Regions from separate parts of the Homo sapiens genome. Here region 1 is linked to region 2. The links are chromatin contacts, found by Hi-C or POLR2A ChIA-PET in ENCODE. All regions are on one chromosome and are shown on one strand. The core of a region is the stretch at or near the end of the contact, and the rest is flanking DNA. Distances in the headings are between cores, read along the strand shown. Region 1 holds the start of SGSH (N-sulfoglucosamine sulfohydrolase). Region 2 holds the start of CEP131 (centrosomal protein 131).

Evidence for each region. Hi-C counts contacts between places; a loop is a spot of excess contacts on that map. ChIA-PET counts read pairs that join two places held with the same protein, here RNA polymerase II (POLR2A). Pooled maps may share reads with other maps.
Region 1: a loop to region 2 is called in a pooled map, with 9 times the contacts of the local background. The contact joins the promoter of SGSH here to the promoter of CEP131 in region 2. A Hi-C loop is called at or near these places in 6 of 50 pooled maps. POLR2A ChIA-PET finds 5 or more read pairs at or near these places in 3 of 52 experiments (B cell, Caco-2 and activated T-cell).

The regions. Positions count from the first base shown.
Region 1 is chr17:80,218,515-80,225,188 of GRCh38, forward strand. SGSH (N-sulfoglucosamine sulfohydrolase) reads right to left here and starts at 1,819. Exons shown (of 8, transcript NM_000199.5): 1 at 1,712-1,819. The coding sequence starts at 1,799. SLC26A11 (solute carrier family 26 member 11) reads left to right here and starts at 1,913. Exons shown (of 18, transcript NM_001166347.2): 1 at 1,913-1,982; 2 at 2,402-2,601; 3 at 3,034-3,280; 4 at 4,141-4,333; 5 at 4,738-4,823. The coding sequence starts at 3,047. RefSeq lists enhancers at 861-980, 3,638-4,475, 4,476-5,313 and silencers at 1,781-2,050, 2,071-2,140.
Region 2 is chr17:81,217,307-81,224,418 of GRCh38, forward strand. CEP131 (centrosomal protein 131) reads right to left here and starts at 5,659. Exons shown (of 26, transcript NM_014984.4): 1 at 5,463-5,659; 2 at 2,574-2,767. The coding sequence starts at 2,750. RefSeq lists enhancers at 4,020-4,690, 4,691-5,360, 5,361-6,030 and silencers at 5,392-5,721, 5,882-6,251.

The sequences.
Region 1 (6,674 bases), core at 569-3,068, 1.0 Mb before region 2:
CAATGTGGTCCATGGATGGACAGAGGAGGCTGGGCACCTTCCAGTTGGGCTTCCATCCTCCACCCCACAGTACCCACAGGTGTGAGCACATGGCAGCCACGTAAACCTGGAGGGAGAGCGGGATGGGCTGTGCTCCGTACCCGCAGGCCAGGAAGAAAGCTGCCCTTCTCCAAACCCAGAGTGTCTCGGCACTTGGCTGTGGGCCTGCTATGGTCTGAACTGTGTCCTCCCAGAATTCATATGCTGAAGCCCTAACGTCAACATCACTGTATCTGGAGACAGGGTCCTTAATTAAGGGTAAATGAATCATAAGGATGAGATCCTGATCTGACAGGACTGTGGACTTAAAGGAAAAGAAAGAGAGGGCCGGGTGCAGTGTTTCATGCCCGTAAGCCCAGCACCCGGGAGGCCAAGGCAGGAAGATTGCTTGAGCCCAGGAGTTCGAGACCAGTCTGGGCAACACAGTGAGACCTTGTCTCTACAAAAAATACAAAAATTAGCCAGGCATGGTGATGTGCACTTGAGGTCCCAGCTACTTGGGAGGCTGAGGCAGGAGGATCGCTTGAGCCTGGGAGATTGAGGCTGCAGTGAGCTGTGATTGTGCTACTGTGCTCCAGCCTGGGTGACAGAGTGAGACCCTGTCTCACAAAAAAAAAAAAAAAAAAAAAAAAAGGAAAGAAAGGAAAAAGAAAGGAAAAGGAAGTGAGACCACCCCCATCCGCTTGTCATGTGAGGAAACAGTGAGAGGGTGACCACCTGTAAGCCGAAAGTGGACCCTCACTGGAACCCAACCAAGCTGGCACCCTGACCTTGGATTTTCAGCCCACAGAACTGTGAGAAATACATTTCTGTTTAAGCCGATCCATGGCAGTCCGTGCTAAGAAAGGCCCTAGCCCAGGGGCCGCATAGCCTGGACTCTGACAGCCTCCTGTAGGAATTCTGATCCGCAGGTGAGGGTCCATGCAGATTCTCTGCTGTGTTTCTGGGAGGCGAGGAGTTGGCAGGAGAGCTGTTTATGTTACAGTGAGCCGAACCCCCGCCCAGAGACCACAAAATTAATCAGAAAGAGGGCAACTGGCAGGGCGCCAGACCTCAGAAGGGGAAAGAATCGCAGGCCTTGGGTTTGGCCTTGTCACTTGTCATGAGCCAGAGCCTTGATTACCTAAACCGGAAGTCTTGTGAGCAGCACGGTGCTTGCTCTGGAGGAACCTGGGGTTTCTGAGAGGGACTGGGGTTGGGGGAGACGGTGGTGGGTGGGTGGTGGAGGGCTGTGCCCTTGGGATAAGGGAAAAGACAGCTGAGACACAGGCTCTGGGGTCGGAAATGAGAGCCAGGAGGGCACCCTGTCTGCAGTCTCTGGGGACCGGAGCACCAGCCCCTCCTCTGGGATCCCCTCCCAAGAGGGATTTGAGATCCGTGGACCCCTGAGCCCTGGCTGGGCAGGGTCAGAGGAGGGTGGGACAGGCGGCACGAGGTAAGTGTAGGGGTGCTGGATGCTGGGGCTCACTCCTCCAGCCTTTGCTGCCCTCTCTGGGGAGACACCCGTGAAGAGTCTGGGGGCGGCACAGAGAGGAGGACGAGAGGGAATGGCAGCGGGGGATACAAGGGCAGGGCACACTAGGGTCAGCATTGACCACGGGTGGGGAGGAGGCCAGTGGCCACTTCCCCGGGCCACCGCAGGTGGGCGTGGGGGGGCGGCGCCGGCACTCACCGAGGAGCAGCAGTGCGTTCCGGGGACGCGCCCGGCAGAGCCCCAGGACTAGCAGCAGCGCGCAGCAGGCGGGCACGGGGCAGCTCATGGCGGCGGCGGCTCGGACTCGGGATCGGGATCCGGCTCCGGCTCTCTGGTCTCCCGCTCGGCCCCGCCCCCTGCCCCGACCCCGGTCACGTGCGCGCCAGACCCCGCCCCGGCCTGTCCCCGGCGATTCCTGCGGACCCAGCTGCGGCGACGCCAGGAGACCCCAAGCTGCATCGCCGAGTGGGTGAGTCCGTGGCCCGCGAGGGCGGCGAGCGGGGACCAGGGGCAGGGGGAGCGGACAGTGGCCGGGGTCGCCGGGGGCAGCCGACGCGGGGGCCAGCGCGGAGTCCTGAAGTGCGGGGGCCTCCCGTGGGGACCACTCCCCCGCCGCGTCCCTACCCGGGTCCCCGCGGCCCTCGGCCTTGCTCGGGGCCAAGGGACCGCGGACGGTCAGGTGGCGCAGGGTCTCCTCCGGAGACCCCAGGATCCGGAGCCAGCGGCCTTGTGGGCGGGGCCGGGGGCCGGGGAGTGGATTTTGCCCGGAGCGGAGCGGCCGGGGGCGTGGGGGGCTGGGGGTGAGGGTGGCGGCTCTGCGCGCGGGCGCCGGGGCCCTGGAAGATGCTGCGCACCTGAATTAACCGGGCGCCTCTGATGTCCTCCCAGAAGCAACTAGAACTCCAGGGCTGTGAAAGCCACAGGTGGGGGCTGAGCGAGGCGTGGCCTCAGGAGCGGAGGACCCCCCCACTCTCCCTCGAGCGCCGCAGTCCACCGTAGCGGGTGGAGCCCGCCTTGGTGCGCAGTTGGAAAACCTCGGAGCCCCGCTGGATCTCCTGGCTGCCACCCGCACCCCCCGCCAGCCTACGGTGCGCCCGCGGGCCCAGCTTCTCTCTGCGCTGCTCCCCGTTAAATTCCCTGGGGAGACGGAAAAAAAGGCAAAGGAAGTCGGTTCTCCAGGGGCCAGAAGTGTTGAGCCTAATTAGTCTTCAGACTTCTCAATGAGGAATCGCTTATCAGTTTCTTATCTGGGAGAGTTGAGGATGGAGGGACAGAAGGCACCCAGGATTTGCACGGGGGGGATTCAGGGAGAGAGGGTGATGAGGGACGGGGTGGGCCTTCCAGTCTTGGCCCAGTCCCCATCTTGCACACATTGTTGGCTTCCTCTTAGAGCCGTTCGCCCCCCTGGGGAGGGGAGACCCATAGTGACCTCTCCTGACACCCGCCGACCCTGACCAGTGTTGCCGGGTTCTTCAAAGGCCACGCTCTGACTGCTGGTCTGTGTCACCTGCACCCCCCAGCCCCACCGTAGAGATGCCTTCTTCGGTGACGGCGCTGGGTCAGGCCAGGTCCTCTGGCCCCGGGATGGCCCCGAGCGCCTGCTGCTGCTCCCCTGCGGCCCTGCAGAGGAGGCTGCCCATCCTGGCGTGGCTGCCCAGCTACTCCCTGCAGTGGCTGAAGATGGATTTCGTCGCCGGCCTCTCAGTTGGCCTCACTGCCATTCCCCAGGCGCTGGCCTATGCTGAAGTGGCTGGACTCCCGCCCCAGGTGAGGCGTCTGACCCTGCTGCCAGCCATATCTCAGAAACAGTGCAGAATACACAGTATCAATCCCAGACACCATCAGCGATTCCAGGTTTCCAGCCCCTGGGCCCCAAGGAACCTTTGGTTTACAGTGTGTGACGCAGATTGTCTCTGGGCCGACCCAGGCTCCTATGCCTGTTTGGCACACACAGACACTGAGCTGGTTATGGAGGGGCCAGCGAGATGACTCATGGAGGCCTCAGGAGTTCAAGACCAGCCCGACCAAAATGGTGAAACCCCGTCTCCACTAAAAATACAAAAATTAGGCTGGGTGCGGTGGCTCAAGCCTGTAATCCCAGCACTTTGGGAGGCCGAGGCAGGCGGATCGCAAGGTCAGGAGATGGAGACCATCCTGGCTAACAGGGTGAAACCCCGTCTCTACTAAAAATACAAAAAATTAGCCAGGTGTGGTGGCGGGTGCCTGTAGTCCCAGCTACCTGGGAGGCTGAGGCAGGAGAATGGCGTGAACCCGGGAGGCGGAGCTTGCAGTGAGCCGAGACTGTGCCACTGCCCTCCAGCCTGGGCGACAGAGCGAGACTCCATCTCAAAAAAAAAAAAAAAGAATGCTTCCTCAGACTTGGACACAGCACACGGGCCTGCACCGACCCCTCTGCCTGGCTGTCTGCACCCTGAGGCCCCAGTTGAGTGCTGCTAAAAAAGTGGCCTCCTGATCACTGCAGGTCCACCCACAGGGCAGGGCGGTGCACCTTTAACCTGGGCCTGGACACAGCTGACACCCACACATCCCGAGCTTGGACACGCACACTAGGGAGCTGGTGGATGGGCCTCGGCCTCCTGAGTGCTCACCACCCTCTCTCCCCACAGTATGGCCTCTACTCTGCCTTCATGGGCTGCTTCGTGTATTTCTTCCTGGGCACCTCCCGGGATGTGACTCTGGGCCCCACCGCCATTATGTCCCTCCTGGTCTCCTTCTACACCTTCCATGAGCCCGCCTACGCTGTGCTGCTGGCCTTCCTGTCCGGCTGCATCCAGCTGGCCATGGGGGTCCTGCGTTTGGGTGAGGCTCTACCTTCTTGCCAAGGGGATGCCCTCGACCTCAGCATTTGCTTGTTTGCATTTCAAGTCTATCCCCGTGTGCGTGTGTGTGCGTGTTGGGGTGTGGGTATGTATGTGTGTGTGTGTAGGTGGGTGGGTGGTGGAGGGGGTGGGGCACTTGGCTCTTAGTCTACTCTTTTCTGCTTAGAGGCCAGGACACTTGGAGAAGTGCCTGTGGCCTCAGACCCCAGTCTCCCTTTTCTGCTCTCCAAAAACAGCCAAACAGGGTGTGTTACCCCCAGTCCTTAGCTGCGGTATCTGCTCCCCAATCCCACCCATTGCCACCTTCCCCAGCTCACATCTCCCCTCATCCTCTGGGACTGGGTGGAGCCGGGACCAGCTCGATGTCCCCTCTTGGCTGGCCAGGGTTCCTGCTGGACTTCATTTCCTACCCCGTCATTAAAGGCTTCACCTCTGCTGCTGCCGTCACCATCGGCTTTGGACAGATCAAGGTAGGCACGGCGCCCACCCAGGGCACTGCTCTTTGGCCACTGCTCGTTGGCACAGGGATGGCGGGAGCAGGACTGAGGCCAGTCCTGATCCCTGTGGCCAGTGGACGTCTTGCTGTTTCAGATTGTCTTCCATGGGTCAAGAAGCACGCGGTGCTCTCATGGGTCCCCTGTTAATAAAATGACCCTCCTGGGAGGGATGTCACGTGATGGTTGGATTTCACAGCGGGTAACTTGGGGGCCGGTAATTCCATCCCCCTGCTCTTGCCCGAGTTTCCGTGCCAGTGTGCTTGGCTGGCTCTGTGACGTGGCTCTGTTCTCCCTGCACTGGGCACACCCAGCAGGCCCCACCAGTCATGAGCATGCTGCTAGAATTTCTATAGGCAAATTATTTCCCCATGCCAATTTAGTTAGATGGTTTTGTTTTGTGCTTTTTTTTCTGGTTTCTGTTTAATATTTTTTAAATGCCATGCCTTTTATATTTTCTTTTAAAACATTTATAATAAGTACTAAAATCAGTCATCAGCTGAGGGTGTAATTTATTCTGTTTTTGCTGGGTTGTAAGTTCCTCGAGGGTAGGAACTGTCCTTCTCCCAGCCATGGCCGCCCAGCATTGGGCTGGTGCAGTAGGGGGGTGCTCAGTGGGGTGTGTGTGGAGTGAAGTGAGCCCAATTCCACAGATGGGACCATGCGGCCCTCATGGCAGACTAGGGTCACATGCTGCCTCCTGACCCTGTGTCACTGCAGGTCATCTTCCCCAAGCCAGGCCCTGTTCCAGGCTGGCCTGAGACAGTCTTCCCTGATGGAGGTACCATGAGAAGACCAAGGACAGGAGAGTGTGTGTGAGAGTGTGTATGAGTGTGTGTGAGTGTGTGAATGAGTGAGTGTGTGAGAGTGTGAGTGGGTTTGAGGGAGTGTGTGAGTGTGTGCGTGTGTGAGTGAGTGCGTGTGTGAGTGAGTGTGCGTGTGTGTGTGAGAGAGTGTGAGTGTGTATGAGTGAGAGTGTGAGAGTGGGTGTGGGTGTGAGGGAGTGTGAGTGCGCGCGCGCGTGTGTGAGTGTATGAGTGTGAGAGTGAGTGTGAGTGAGTGAGAGTGGGTGTGGGTGTGAGAGTGTGAGTGTGAGAGTGTGAGTGTGTGAGTGTGAGAATAAAGTAGACACTTTTTGCACTCTTGCTACGTGCGAGGCACTGGGCAGGACACTCTCCATGTGTAATTCTCAACACACCCCGGGAGGTAGATTTATCATTATTTCCATTTGAGAGAGGAGGGACCAACTTAGGTGTGGGTGAGCGTGATTTGTACGTTATCTACACGCATCTCTCAGGGTTAGCTTGGCAAATGCTGTTTCAGGGCATGGTTGGTTCTTTAATCTGGAAACATCATTTTTGGTGTCAAGAATGTTCTTTTGTAGGATCCCAGTGAGAGTGGAGAGCGGAGAGTGGAGAGTGGAAGGCATCCCTTGTTCATGCCTTCATACTTGGCAACCCTAGCCCCGCCCAGGGACTCTGCAGCCATCTGGGGGGAGGGGCGTCCTCCTGACAGGCCCAGGACAGAAGACCCTACCCCAACAGTCCCAGAGTCCGCCCCCCAGGATGTCCTAACCCCACCCACCCTGTGCGCAGCAGTTTTAGGGCAGGGTCCTTGAGCCTGTGGCCATGGGATCCAGGGCCTCAACTTTCCCCTCTGACTCCTGTTGGGTCTCAGGCGATGTAAAGAACTAAAGTGCAAGCTGTGCCTGCACTGTGGATCCCAGCTACGTGGGAGGCCGAGGTGGGAGGATCACTGGAGCCCAGGAGTTCGAATCCAGCCTGGGCCACAGAGCAAGCAAGACCCCCACCCCCCAACCCCCCGCCG
Region 2 (7,112 bases), core at 4,409-6,908:
TGGACGCAGGAAGATCTTTAGAGACAAGGGGTAGAGTGGAAACCCCAGGCCAATGGCCACCGAGAAGGTCTCCGAGCCAGGGGACAGCACCCCACCCCACCCACAAACACCAGGAGGAAGAGAATCACGTGCCGCCTTGTACAGGTGTGAAGCCATGCCTGGCCAAAACAAATGCTCTCCAGGAATCCCGATGAGACTGAGTGGTAGCAGGGCAGGTGGCCGAGAGGATGGGGACCGGGCACAACAGAAACCCCTGAGGTCACGTCACACACTGGCGGGGGTTCCTCTTCCACCAGCAGTTCCCGAGCTCCCACCATGGGCACAACAGAAGGCAGACAGGCATGCAGGGGTGGGGCCGTCTCGGATCGAGCGAGGGCCTCAAAGAATTGAAGTGAACAGCTGGAACATTCCATGAACGAGGGGACTGTTAGCAGTCGCCACTCAACACTGCGGGAGCGGGCAATGGTACCAGCCGAGGAAAGGAGGGATCGATATGAGTAGCGCTCGCTGTGGCTTTGAACCTCTACTCAGCAACAGAACATTTCCCAGCAGAAAGGCTGGGAGTGTGGTTAGGTGCCTGGGTCGGCCGCGGATAGAGCCTGGCCATGCCGCCGAAAGACCATCTACTAGAAAGCCCGGAAACTTTTACAACAGTCTCCACACAACAAGAGAGCTGCAATTTCTTTCTTTCTCCTTCTCCCTCTCCCTCTCCCTCCCCCTCCCCCTCCCTCTTTCTTTCTTTCTTTCTTTTTTTGAGACAGAGTCTTGCTCTTTCGCCCAGGCTGGAGTACAGTGGCATGATCTCGGCTCACTGCAGCCTCCTCCGCCCGGGTTCAAGCAACTCTCCTGTCTCAGCCTCCTGAGTAGCTGGGATTAAGGGTGCGCGCCACCACGCCCGGCTAATTTTTGCATTTTCAGTAGAGGCAGGGTTTCACTATGTTGGCCAGGCTGGTATTGAACTCCTGACCTCAGGTGATCCACCCGCCTCAACCTCCCAAAGTGCTGGGATCACGGGCGTGAGCCACCTCGCCCAGCCCAGATCTGCGATTTCGAGTGCGTCTTCCCCGCCCCATGTGCCATGAACCTAGGGCTTTAGAAACAGCGGGAGGGGCCAAGGCAGGTGGGCGAGGGGGTCAGTGACGCAGGAGCAGGGCTGCGGACAGGAGAGGCAGCAGGCTCAGAGACGGCTCTAGCCCAAGCTGGTTACCCCTCTGCTAAAACAGTGCAGCATATTTTTATTTTCACAGCTTACGTCTGTAAATGCCTAGAGGCGTACCACATCTTTAGACAACCTGCCGGCCACAATGACACATCAGGACATCCCGGGTCCCCGCCCTGCTGGCCCAGGCTTTGGGAACCTGCTTGGTCCAAGGGTCCGCTACTGGCCCGGCTGCCCTTACCCCGGAACTCGGCTAGCCGTCTGGCGGGCCACACCCTGCCCACCTGGGGGTGCTTCTAGGGCAGACACAGGAATAACTTTTTCAAGGAGAAGGGGGAGGTCCAAGCCTTTTATTCACAGTGGAACCCTGGCCTGGGCCTGCCAGGGGTTCCTGTGGGAAGCCTCAACTGCCCTCCAGACCCCTTCTCTCTGCCCTGCTATGTTGCCTGGCACGGACCTCAGGCAGGGAGCCCCAGACCGGCTGCCGCATGGAAGCCAAGGCCCCCAGGCCCTTGCTATTCGGAAGCTCAGGCCAGACTCTGGTCAGGCTCTGCCCCAACCCCCACAGAGCGGCTCGATTCCTCCCTTGCCCCAAAGACTGGGCCTGGCAGACACCAACTCAGGGTGCAGCAGGCCCGGCCTGCCTTTCACAGCCCCCATCTGGGAACCACCCACCCTCCTCCCTACTCCCAGAGGTGGGCAGGAAAGGCAGCTCTCACCCCGAAGCTCCCACGGCTGTCCTGCTGCCCACACACCCACACACCCGTCTAGGTTTCTCCAAGGCCACCAGGAGCTCATCACCCCTCCCCACAGGTCAACCCCATTTCTTTCTTTTTTTTTTTTTTTTGAGATGGCATCTCACTCTGTCGCCAGGCTGGAGTGCAACGGCACGATCTCGGCTCACCGCAACCTCTGCCTCCTGGGTTCGAGCAAATCTCCTGCCTCAGCCTCCCGAGTAGCTAGGATTACAGGCATGCACCACCATGCCCGGCTAATTTTTTTTTGTATCTTTAGTAGAGACGGAGTTTCACCATGTTGGTCAGGCTGGTCTTGAACTGCTGACCTCAGATGACCCGCCTGCCTCGGCCTCCCAAAGTGCTGAGATTACAGGCGTGAGCCACCGAGCCCAGCCAACCCCATTTCCTGAGGATTCAAACAAATCCAAAGGGCGGTGGCACAGGAGGCCTGGGGCTGTTGCTGAAAGAATCCAAGCTCTGGCTTGACTTTCTAGTGATTCAGCACCCACGCCTGTAAGACTCAAGTCCTACCTGCCTCCTGGAACAGCCACGAGGATCCAGCATGTCCAGATGTGAGGCACTTGTTCACCTGTGGAGCTGGACCCAGGGGTCAGATGCCAACTGAACAACAGCCCTCCAGGAGGCAGGGGCCCGGACTCCTAGGCCACAGTACTCACCAGCACCTTCCTCTTCTGCTCGCTGCCTGTGACCACGGAGACAGAGCGGACGATGGGCTTGGTGGTGGCGGCACTGCCAGGACGCCGGGACACAGGCGGAGGGAGACCTGTCAGACTCAGGTCCACACCTGCTGGGCTGCGCTCCGGGACGCTGCCGATGGCCCGGGTGCCTTTCATGGTGGACAAGGCAGGTCCTGAGCGGGGAAGCAAGAGCTGCAATGAGATGCCGTGGGGGAACTACAGTCCCCTGCACCCACCATCTCCAGCCCAGCCTCAGCTGGGTCCACTGGCCACCAAACTTCCTGGGAAGGCCTGTCACAACCTATGCACCCCTCTGGCTGGTGGCAGGCTCCTCGACAGGAACATGAGGGAGCTGTTCTGAGCCCAATGTCAGTGTATGCCAGGGCAGGAGGGCCCTGGATGATGGACAGGTGGGTGGCGAGGGCAAGGCCCGTGGGTGGGAATAAGCCAGCAGCACCCCAGAGGGAGCCTGGGCCACAGGCCATTGTCGATGTGAGCCAGGTTCTGCCATCTACCCCACACCGTGATTCTGAGAAAGTCACTGCCCCGAGCCCCACTGTTTTCTTCTGTAAAAGGGACATTTGATTTATTTTTTATTTTATTATGTTTTTGAAACAGAGTCTCGTTCTTGTCACCCAGGCTGGAGTGCAGTGGCGCGATCTCGGCTCATTGCCACCTCTGCCTCCCGGGTTCAAGCGATTCTCCTGCCTCAGCCTCCTGAGTAGCTGGGATTACAGGTGCCCGCCACCACGCCTGGCTAATTTTTGTATTTTTAGTAGAAGTAGAAACGGGGTTTTGCCATGTTGGCCAGGCTGGTCTCGAACTCCTGACCTCAGGTGATTCGCCTGCCTCGGCCTCCCAAAGTGCTGGGATTACAGGCATGAGCCACCGTACCCGGCCCCTAAGTAAAAATACACATTTTAAAAAGGGGTTGCGTGTTGGCCGGGCACAGTGGCTCACTCCTGTAATCCCAGCACTTTGGGAGACCAAGGCAGGCAGATTGCCTGAGCTCAGGAGTTCAAGACCAGCCTAAGCAACACAGTGAAACCCCACCTCTACTAAAAACTTCAAAAAATTAGCCGGGCGTGGTGGCGAGCGCCTGTAATCCCAACTACTTGGGAGGCTGAAGCAGGGGAATTACTTGAACCTGGTAGGCGGAGTTTACAGTGAGCCAAGATCGTGACACTGCACTCCAGCCTGGGCAACATAGCGAGACTCCATCTCAAAAAAAAAAAAAAAAAAAAAACGCGGGAGTGGTTTTGTGAGGTCCAGACAAGATGCTGGTCTCAAGGCCTCAAGGCTGCACCGGGCAAACACTCCCTGGGTAATGTGTTATTCCAGCAGGGGACGGGGGTTCTGACGATCGATCGAGGGGATTAGCTTGGGGATGCTGGCTTCCTTACTTTGGAACTTCTCAGAGCAAACCCTGCCGGCCCCCAGCCCGTCCCCACATGGCACCTCTTTCTGAACGAGTCTTTCTGATCTTTCTGAACGGGTCTCAGCTCGTGCATGTGCCCCTGCCAAAAACCCTGCAACAGCTTCCTAGGCACAGAGAATAAAGTCTACACATCCAACTCCTGCAAGATCTGGCCCTGTACTCTCTGTGACCTCGCCAGCTCCCCTGCTGTGCCCCTTTGTTGTGGCTTTAGCCAACACAGCCTCCCTGGTTCTCCTCAAACTCAGCCAGCTTGGCCCCGGCCAGTCCCCTGCCTCTAGGTCTCAGGACACTCCCTCCCTGCACTCAGAGGCCTTCCTTGAGCACCCATCACTCTTCACTCCCCATCCGGCTCGGACTCCCTTCCTGTGGCCGCACACAGTTGGTTTATGAATTGTGTGGCTCCTGAGCAACCCCAGCACCTGCAGGGAAAGGCACTCAGCTGAACCCGTAGATGAACGGGAGAAGCTGGCGCCAGGGACCAACCTCGAGAATTACCTCCCTGCCACGGTGGCCTCCAGTAGGCCAGCAGGCACCCAGCCTATCGCCCAAGGTCACCCTGGGCTTCCTTCAGCCCGGCACCCCACAGCAGGTCCCCCAAGGTCCCTTCCACGGAGCGATGGATACCCCTACTCCCTAGAGGCTGACCCTGCCACTGACCAGGTCCCAGTCCTCAGTTATGCACTTCCGGCTGTGCGGAAGAAACTTAACACCCTCCTCCTGCAGGGCACTGTCCACCCCTGGCTGGACCCATGCAAGCCCTTGGAGCCCAGGACTCTGCTCTCCCAGCCACACTTGCAAGCGGCTCTGGGATGGCGAACGGGGCCTCTCCATGGAAACCTCCAAGCCAGAAGAAGGGAGGCCTGGGAGGCCACTACATCTTGGATAAAACTGTGTCCCTCCCAGGACCTGAAGGGGCGGGGACTGATGACCAGCGCCAGGACCTGGTTCCCAGGGTGGGCTGACCCTGACCCTGACCCTGACCCTGGACAGAGAGGCCAGAGCCCACGCGCAGAGCAGAGCCCTCCACTTGTCCTCAGGGCAGCTCCCATCTCCCCATTTTCCCCAGGGCTTAAGGCAGCCGGGCCAGAGATGCCGGGACTGGACTCCATGTTGTCCTGGGGACCGGAGGGGAGTGGAGGGAGGTGGAGAGGGTGGAGGGGATGGAGGTGGGGACCCACACCCTCAGGCACGAGCCTGTCTTCACCTGCGCGGGCCCCGGACCTCCCTCACCTGTGCGCACCCTGGATCCCCCTCACTTCCCCCGGATCCCGCCTTCAATTGCGCGGGCACCAGATCCCCCCACTCACCTGTGCGTGCCCCGGATCCCCATCACTTCATCACTGGACCAGGGCCTCCCACCTGCGCGGGCTCCGGACCCCTCCAACCTCCGTGCGCCCTGCAACCCCCTCCCTTGCCCGGGCCCCCCTCACCTGCGCGGGCCGGGGGCGCAGCCGCGAAGCCTGCCTGGCGCGCGGGGCCTGCAGATTCGGCCGGCGGGGAGGGGATGCGGAACCAGTCGCGCCCAAACCTCGGGTCGGCGACCTGGCGCCCCGCCACCCCCAACACTGCCCCGAGGCCCGGTGACAATGAAGCGGCCGGACGGCCGGGGTGAGCAGCGGCGGCAGCTAGCAACCAGCCTGGCACCACCTCCCCAGCCCGTCACGCCGGCCCGCCTTTCCTGCGCGCGCCGACTCCGGATTGGCCCTTCACGCTCCCGCTCAGGCCGTCCCGGGAGCTCATTGGGCCGCTCGGCTGTCCTTCGGGAAGTTCAAGCGTGGGAGGAGCGGCGGATGGCTGAGGGACGCGACTACAGAGAGCGGCCGATTGGACGCGGCTGGAAAGGGGCGGGTCATATAGGGGGCGGGGGACCGAGGGCGGCGGGAGGAGCTGGCCGGGCAGGGGCGGGGCCCCAGCGGTTGTGGGCGGGGCGTGAGGTGGGGGTGTGATGGGCGAGTAGGGCGAGGCAGATGTGGGCGGGGCAAGGCAGGTGTGGGCGGGGCACGCAGGGCCTGGGGAGGAGACACCAGGGAGGGCGCGAGGAGCACGCGGCCTCGGCTCGGCTCCCCGACACCCCCAGGCCGCCGCACTCCCGCGGCCCGGGGCTCCCCCAGTGTCCTAGGCCGCTCTGTCCCCACCCACGTGCGCGACTCCCCTCGTTACTCAGTACGACTGCGAGGGCGTGTGGGCGCCTTGCTAACCTCCCTGACCTCCTTCCCTTCGCGCTGCTTTGTTGTTTTTTTTCCTTCTCCAAAGTTTTAACGCTGCGCCCCGTGCGTAGCCGCTCTGTGACTCCCCCTCTCTCCGGGAGCCCTGGGGATTCCGCCCAGGTCCTCTCCAGGGAAGCCATCCTTCCCCTAAAAGTCACAGCACACTGGTCTCCCCTGCCCCCGCTTTTTAAAAAGTCCAGTGCTCTGTAAAATAAAAAGTTTGGTTTCAGTAAAATCCACATTTTTTGGTGTGCAGTGGAGTTGTGTAACTTTAGTTACAGAACATTCTCCCTCCGGATCCCGTACCTGCTGACTGCTGGTGGCGGCTGCTCAGTTCTCTCTGTTCTCCATCCCTAGAGGCAGCCTTTTCCAGAATGTCACACAAAAGGGATGTCGCGCAGCGCGCCTGTGGGTCTGGCTTCTACCACTTCGCATTTTGAGATTCATGCTGGTTCCTCTTTATTGCTGAGTGGTATCCTGTAACCGGTGTGAACCACCGGTTCAGATGGTTTTATTTATTGATGGTTTTATTCATCAAATGAAGGACGCAGAGATTGTTCCTGGTGCTTGGCAATTATGAATGACGCTGCCATAAACATTCACTCATCGGCTTCTGTGTGGACACAACTTTTCATTTCTCTTGTGTAAATACCCAGGAGTGGGGTTGCTGGATCAAATGATTGTTTATAAGAAACTGCCGGCCGGGCGCAGTGGGTCCCACCTGTAATTCCAGAACTTTGGGACACTGAGGTGGGCGGATCACCTGAGGTCAGGAGTTCGAGATCACCCTGGCCAACATGGCAAAACCCCGTCTCTAGTAAAAATACAAAAAAATTACCCGTGCCTGGTGGCGTCTGCCTATAATCCCAGCTA